Regions from separate parts of the Homo sapiens genome. Here region 2 is linked to region 1. Evidence: chromatin contacts called from ENCODE Hi-C or POLR2A ChIA-PET data. All regions are on one chromosome and are shown on one strand. The core of a region is the stretch at or near the end of the contact, and the rest is flanking DNA. Distances in the headings are between cores, read along the strand shown. Region 1 holds the start of KANK3 (KN motif and ankyrin repeat domains 3). Region 2 has its middle 9.8 kb from the start of MUC16.

Region 1 (3,569 bases), core at 724-3,223:
ATTCTGGCCAGGTGCTGTGGCTTATGCCTGTGATCCCAGCACTTTGTGAGGCCAAGGCAGGTGGATTGCTTGAGCCAAGGAGTTGAAGACCAGCCTGGGCAAAGTAGTAAAAGCCCGTCTCTACTAAAAATAAAAAAAATTAGCTAGGCGTAGCACACACTTGTAATCCCAGCTACTTGGGAGGCTGAGGCAGGAGGATCTCTTTAACCTGGGAGGCGGAGTTTGTAGTGAGCTGAGATATTGTGCCACAGCACTCTACCCTGGGCAACAGAATGAGACCCTGACTCAAAAAAGAAAAAGAAAACATTATTTCAGCAAACATTTATTAAGCATCTACTGTGTACTAGGGTCGCTGGATAAAGCAGTTATCAAAACCAGTTTCCTGTTCCCATGGTGCTGACACTTAATTTAGAGACAGAGTCTCACTCTGTTGCCCAGGCTGGTCTTGAGCTGCTGGGCTCAAAAGATCCTCCCACCTCAGCCTCAGGAGGTGCTAGGATTACAGGCATGAGCCACCCCACCTGGCCTTGGTGCCGACACTTTAGTGAGATGGCAAGCAGGTAAACCAATAAATAACCAGCCAGGCATGGTGGCTCACGCCTGTAATCCCAGCACTTTGGGAGGCTGAGGTGGGCGGATCACCTGAGGTCAGGAGTTCGAGACCAGCCTGGGCAACATGGTGAAACCCTGTCTCTACTAAAAATACAAAAATTAGCTGGGCGTGGTGGTGTGCGCCTGTAATCCCAGCTACTTAGAAGGCTGAGGCAGGAGAATCGCTTGAACCCCAGGAGGCAGAGGTTGCAGTGAGCCAAGATCGCACCACTGCACTCCAGCCTGGGACAGAGCGAGACTCTGTCTAAAAAAAAATTAAATTAAATTAAAAAATAAACCAAATAAATAACTGAGTGTTTCGTTTTTGTCTTTTTGTTTTGTTGTTTTCTTTTGTTTTGAGAACTAGGTCTTGCTATGTTGCCCAGGCTGGTCTCAACTCCTGGCTCAAGCTATCCTCCCATCTATGCCTCCCTAAATACTGGATTTACAGGCGTGAGTCACTGCGCCTGCCAATAACAGAGTCTGCTTTTTTTTTTTTTTCCAGATAGTAAAAGTAGCTATTAGGTTAATACAATAGAGTGATGAGAAAAATACTAACTGGGGAGGGGCTATGTCAGGAATTTAGGGGGCAGCAACACAAAAGCTGAACCTCAGAAAGTAGGGAAGGCCGGGCGCGGTGGCTCACGCCTGTAATCCCAACACTTTGGGAGGCTGAGGCGGGCGGATCACTTGAGGTCAGGAGTTCCAGACCAGCCCGGCCAACATGGTGAAACCCCATCTCTACTAAAAATACAAATATTAGCTGGACGTGGTGGTGTGTGTCTGTAATCCCAGCTACTCGGGAGGCTGAGGCAGGAGAATTGCTTGAACCCAGGAGGCGGAGGTTGCAGTGAGTGTCACTGCACTCCAGCCTGGGACTCCGTCTCAAAAAACAAAAACAAAACAAAACAAAAAACAGTAGGGGAGCCTCAAAAAGTACCTACGTGTACAGGTGCAAGGGAAAGCATTTCAGGTAGGTGGAACAGCATGTGCAGAGGCCCTGCGGTGGGGAAGATCCGGGACCTGATACTTCACCCAGGCACTGCGAAATAAGTGCCAGTTATAGAAATCCCACCGGGTTACTCTTCTACTCATAGTTCTCCCATGGCTCCCTCGTGCCTGTGGATCAAATCCAAGCTCCTTGGCCCGGCGCTGGGCAGAGACTTGACCTCTGCTGGTGCAGAAATGCCGCCAGCCAGCGCTCGGCGACCGTCACTCCAGGGCCCGCCCTCAGTCACCACCCCTACATTCCAGGCCCCGCCTGCCTGTCCCACCCCACCGTCCCACTGGGCGGCTTGGAGAGCCTCGGGTGCTGGTTGGCTGGCGTGGCCGTCAGTTAGGGCGAAGGCCTTGATAATCAGTCCCCGGACTTCGAGGGGGCGGGCTCGGGTGCGGGCGCGGCTGGGGCTGCGGCTTCAGGTAAATTGCCAGCTTGCGGGGACACGGATGGGGGACCCCTGGGTGGGTGGATTCGGGGACGCACCGGGACCCGGCGCTGCGCTGCGTTTCCAGCCCCACTGAGGGCTCTGCCCGCTGCGACGGGGCGGGCGTCGTGTCCTCTGGCCGGGACCCCTCCCACATTGGAAGTCCCAGGTGGGTAGCGAGCAGAGTGGGGGGCTCTGGAGGCGTGGGCTTGCCCCCCTCTCGCCCTTCGGGAGCTCACTGCGGGGCTCGTTCGCTCCCTAATGCCACAACCGGCCCTGGGACCCTTTCCCGGGACGGCCTGGGGACCCCAGCCAGCCCCTCGCGCTGGGCTGGGTGTGGGAGCGTGTCACGGAAATGGTGTTTTGGGGAGGGACGCACGGCCCCCGGACCCGCAGACAATGGGTAGCGGATGGAACCGCCCGGCGGCGCTTCCTGTAGGAAACTGCTCTGTCTCTGTGCGGCTAGGACGACCTGGGGGTGGACGGGTGATGATGACTTTAACACCCACCTTCCTGCCGCCACCGGTCCCCCACCCACCCACCTCAAGAGTCTGAGAGTCCCAGCAGACATCAGGGGCTGCCAGTACTCAGGGCCTCCTGGAAGGCGCCCTCTCCCCAGGACTGGGATCCTCACTGGCCTGCCGTGGCCCCCACCACTCCGGTTTGGTGATCACAGCTCTGCGTCCCAAAATAGTCCCTGGGGCGGGAGAGGGGGCGTGTGGCGTCGGCTCTGACGGCCTAATGAGGGGGTCTCAGGCACAGAATCCGGATCTAGCTGTGACAGTCAGGGCAGGGAGCGGAGGAGAGGGAAGGCAGCTAAACGCCCCACTTAGTGAGGCCCCAGCCCCTGAAGCCGCAGAGGTGGTGGGCACCTCCGCCCCCAATCAGAGTCTGACACAGGTGTAGGCTGGGAGGGACAAGCCCCCTGAGGCTCCTTGGTGGTTCATGCCTGTTATCCCAGCACTTTGGGAGGTCAAGTAGGGCTGATCTCTTGAGGTCAGGAGTTTGAGACCAGACTGACCAACATGATGAAACCCGTCTCTACTAAAAATTCAAAAATTAGCCAGCTGTGGTGGCAAGTGCCTGTAATCCCAGCTACTCAGGATGCTGAGGCAGGAGAGTCGCTTGAACCCTGGGCTCAGAGGTTGCAGTGAGCCGAGATCCTGCCACTGCACTCCAGCCTGGGTGACAGAGACTCCGTCTCAAAAATAAAAATAAAAGAAAGCATTCAAGTGTAGTGGCCAAAGCAAGGACTCTGGAAGACCTGCCTGGGTTTAAAACCTGCCTCTGCCTGTTTATGACAGGACCCAGGCAGGACACTAAACTGTTCTGTGTCTCAGTTTCTCCATCTGTACAATAGGGGAAGGGACAATGATCATAGGAAATCCAACCTCAGTGGATTTAGCTAGGATTTTAAAAAATAAGTCAAGGTCAGGTGCAGTAGCTCATGCTTGTAATCCCAGCACTCTGGGAGGCTGAACTGGGAAGATTGCTTGAGCCCAGGAGTTGGAGGCCAGCCTGGGCAATATAGCAAGACACCTGTATCTACAAAAA
Region 2 (3,569 bases), core at 307-2,806, 730 kb before region 1:
TACGGGAGACTATAAAACCCCTGCCCCGTCCTCACTTGGGGCTGACGCCATTTTAGGCCTCAGCCGTCTGCACCCAGGTGCACATTAAAACAGCGTGTTGCTCCACACCAGCTCATGTTGTTTGTTGGCTTGCTCTCGGGGTTCGAAACGACACAAGAGCCTTACAAATTCCATGCTTGGCTCACTCGGCATTTCCTTAACAGATGTTCATTCAGTGCCTGCATGCTTGACAAGCCCCAGGTCTGAGAATACAACGGATCAGTGAATGAACCAACATGCAAAAATCCCTGACATTCTAGTGTTAAGAGTCTACAGGTAGAATAAATAAGTAAATTTAAAAAGATGTTAGATCCCTTTTCTTTTTGAGACAGGGTCTTGCTGTGTTGACCAGGCTGGAGTGCAGGGGCACAATCATAGTAAGGGAGGACACCACCCCTCATATTATGCCCAATTTCTGCCTCCAAAGAAAGAAGAAGTAAAAACTAAATGGCAGAAATCAAATCCATAGGCAGACAGCCCGGCACCGCACCCTGGGCCTGGTTAAAGATCGACCCCTGACCTAACCGGTTATGTTATCTATATATTCCAGATACCTCAAGGAAAAGGTAATTATTTGATTCAAGACCTTCAAAACGAGGCCAGGTGTGGTGGCTCACGACTGTCATCTCAGCATTTTGGGAGGCCAATGCAGTAGGATCACTTGAGGTCAGGAGTTCGAGACCAGCCTGGGCAACACAGCAAGAACCTGTCTCTTTTGAGTTTTTTTGTTTGTTTGTTTGTTTTGTTTTTGAGATGGAGTTTTGTTCTTGTCGCCCAGGCTGGAGTGCAATGGCATAATTTCGGCTCACTGCAACCTCCACCTCCTGGGTTCAAGTGATTCTCCTGCGTCAGTCTCCTGAGTAGCTGAGACTACAAGCGTGCACCACTACGCCTGGCTAATTTTTTTGTATTTTTAATATAGACGGGGTTTCACCATTTTGGCCAGGCTGGTCTGGAACTCCGGACCTCAGGTGATCCACCCACCTCGGCCTCCTAAAGTACAGAGATTACAGGCATGAGCCACCGCACCCGGCCAAGACCCTGTCTCTGAAAATAATTTTTAAAAATTAGCCGGGTGCCTACAGTCCCAGCTACTCAGGAGGCCAAGGTTGGAGGATCGATTGGGCCCAGGAGTTGGAGGCTACAGTAAACTATGATCGCATCACTGCCCTTCACCTAGGGGCAGAGTGAGACCTTGTCTCAAAGAAGAAAGACCTTCGAAAATGAAACAGGGAACCAGAAGGAGGGCAAGGTGGCAGCCAGGGCAAAATCCCTATGATGAGGGCATGCGGCTATGTGCAAGGAATTGCTCTGAGAATAAAGATGGGGACATTCTAGCCGAGCTAAAGAATGATCCATTTACTTATCATTGTAAGAAAATTGGAGCCGTTCCCAGAGATGACTAAGACCTAGGCCTGCAAAGTGTGAAGCCTGCAGGGAGGTGGGGGAAGGAGGCGAAGAACAAAGAACGCAAGGGGGGCCGAGTGAGTCATGGGCAGTGGGAACGGCGGTGCGGTGCATGGCTGGGTGCAGATAATTACCCTCGGGTAGCAGCCAGGCCCAGGTGGGGTGGGTGTCAGCAGGAGATGGACAGAGACCTCCCTCCGCTTCAGAAAGTAAAACCGGTGTTGCCCCAGCCTGGAACTCCCCCAGGAGAGTTGGAATCCTGCCCATCCCCTCCCCTCTTCCTCCAGTCTTTTCTTCCAGCTCAGGCCTGAGCTTTAAAAATCTTGCTTCCCAGCCACGGCCAAGACACGTCCCTGCCTCCCCCAGCAGAATGCAGATTTCAGGTGTCATTCATGAACTATTTAAGGGTTTCTGGAATGTTAGATTTGCCTGCTAGTCTGGGAGTCTTGGAGGGGGAGACCAGCTGTCACACGTCCTGCCCATGGCCGTGATTGGAGCACCCGGCAAGCTTAGGAGACAATGTTCACATGGACAGACTTTCTCTCTGAATGCCTTTGTCAGAGATGTTTAAACCAGAGTGACTCCATCTTGTGTAGGGGCTGGGTAAAATAAGGCCAAGACCTGCTGGGCTGTGTTCCCAGACAATTAAGGCATTCTAAGTCACAGGATGAGATAGGAGGTCAGCACAAGATGCAGGTCATAAAGACCTTGCTGATAAAACAGGTTGCAAAAAGAAGCCAGTCAAAACCCACCAAAACCAAGATGGCCCCAATAGTGACCTCTGGTTGTCCTCACTGCTACACTCCCATCAGTGTCACTGAGTCAGGAAAACAAGGTCTGGAGGCCAAGAATATAAGGTCGATTCACACTTCACCTATGGCAGGAAGGGCGGAAGCCAAGTCAATGACTGTAACCTTACTTCATCCTCTCCATTTACATAGGGCGTACCCCAAGTAAAGGGTATTTAAACTCCGAAAAATTCTGTAATGGGGACTTTGAGCCCCTATGCTCCAGCCCACTCCCACACTGTGGAGTGTGCTTTCATTCTCAATAAATCCCTGCCTCTGGCTGGGGCGCGGTGGCTCACACCTGTAATCCCAGCACTTTGGGAGGCCGAGGCAGCCGGATCACCTGAGGTCGGGAGTTCACCTGAGGTTGGGAGTTCGAGACCAGCCTAACCAACATGGAGAAACCCCGACTCTACTAAAAAAAAATACAAAATTAGCCGGGCATGGGGGTGCATGCCTATAATCTCAGCTGCTCGGAAGGCTGAGGCACGAGAATCACTTGAACCCGGGAGGCGGAGGTTGCGGTGAGCCAAGATTGCACCATTGCACTCCAGCCTGGATGACAGAGGAAGACTCCGTCTCAAAAAAAAAAAAAAAAAAAAAAAATCCCTGCTTCTGCCTTCCTTGCTTTTGCTTTGTTGGTGTGTTTTGTCCAATTCTTTGTTTGGGATGCCAAGAACCTGGACACCTTCTACCAGTAACACCATGACAGTTTACAGATGCCATGGCGACACCAGGAAGTTACCCCAGATGCTCTAAAAAGGTGAGGCATGAATAATCCTCCCCTTCTTTAGCATATTATCAAGAAATAACCATAAAAATGGGCAACCAGCAGCCCTTGGGGCTGCTCTGTCTATGGAGTAGCCATTCTTTTATTCCTTTACTTTCCTAAAAACTTGCTTTCACTTTACAGACTTGCCTGAGATCCAAGAGCCCTCTCTTGGGGTTTGGATTGGGACCCCTTTCCTATGACACCTTGCGGCCCGGAAAGACTTTCTCTCCCAGTGCCCTGGGGTCAGGCACAGGGCCGCAGCTTTCCCATAGAGAGCCCAGGAATATTTGCATTACCAGGAGAGAGTCAGGTTTCAGCGAGAATCTGAGGAAAATCCTCCAGAGAGTATCTAAAACGAGGTGAGGAAAGGGGAAAAGGCATTTTCCTTTAGGACGAACCTGAATTCCTTAGGATACAGCTGGTGAACAATAACATCTGTAACTCCCTCCTAGGTTTTTCAAAGGGAAGGAAGGAAGGTAGAAGGCCCTCTTGAGAAATGTCTTTTTTTTTTTAAGGGACCAGGTCTCCCTCTGTTGCCCAGGTTGAAGTACAGTGGCGCTATC

Evidence for each region. Hi-C counts contacts between places; a loop is a spot of excess contacts on that map. ChIA-PET counts read pairs that join two places held with the same protein, here RNA polymerase II (POLR2A). Pooled maps may share reads with other maps.
Region 2: a loop to region 1 is called in a map of MCF 10A, with 20 times the contacts of the local background. The contact joins the enhancer-like site here to the promoter of KANK3 in region 1. A Hi-C loop is called at or near these places in 4 of 168 maps with a recorded cell type or tissue (CD4-positive, alpha-beta T cell, CD8-positive, alpha-beta T cell, MCF 10A and 1 more), 1 of 37 single-sample maps with no recorded cell type and 10 of 50 pooled maps. POLR2A ChIA-PET finds 5 or more read pairs at or near these places in 1 of 52 experiments (activated T-cell).

What each region holds. Positions count from the first base shown.
Region 1 is chr19:8,341,666-8,345,234 of GRCh38, reverse strand. KANK3 (KN motif and ankyrin repeat domains 3) reads left to right here and starts at 1,973. Exons shown (of 11, transcript NM_198471.3): 1 at 1,973-2,010. RefSeq lists an enhancer at 1,739-2,530.
Region 2 is chr19:9,073,723-9,077,291 of GRCh38, reverse strand. No RefSeq gene overlaps it. Among named protein-coding and RNA genes, the nearest start is that of MUC16, 9.8 kb to the right of the region's middle. RefSeq lists an enhancer at 2,304-3,191. Within about 2 kb of position 1,556, at least 10 of the 41 ENCODE cell types and tissues checked have a DNase peak (open chromatin) inside an H3K27ac peak, as active enhancers do; they include mammary epithelial cell, where a contact is called at or near this core.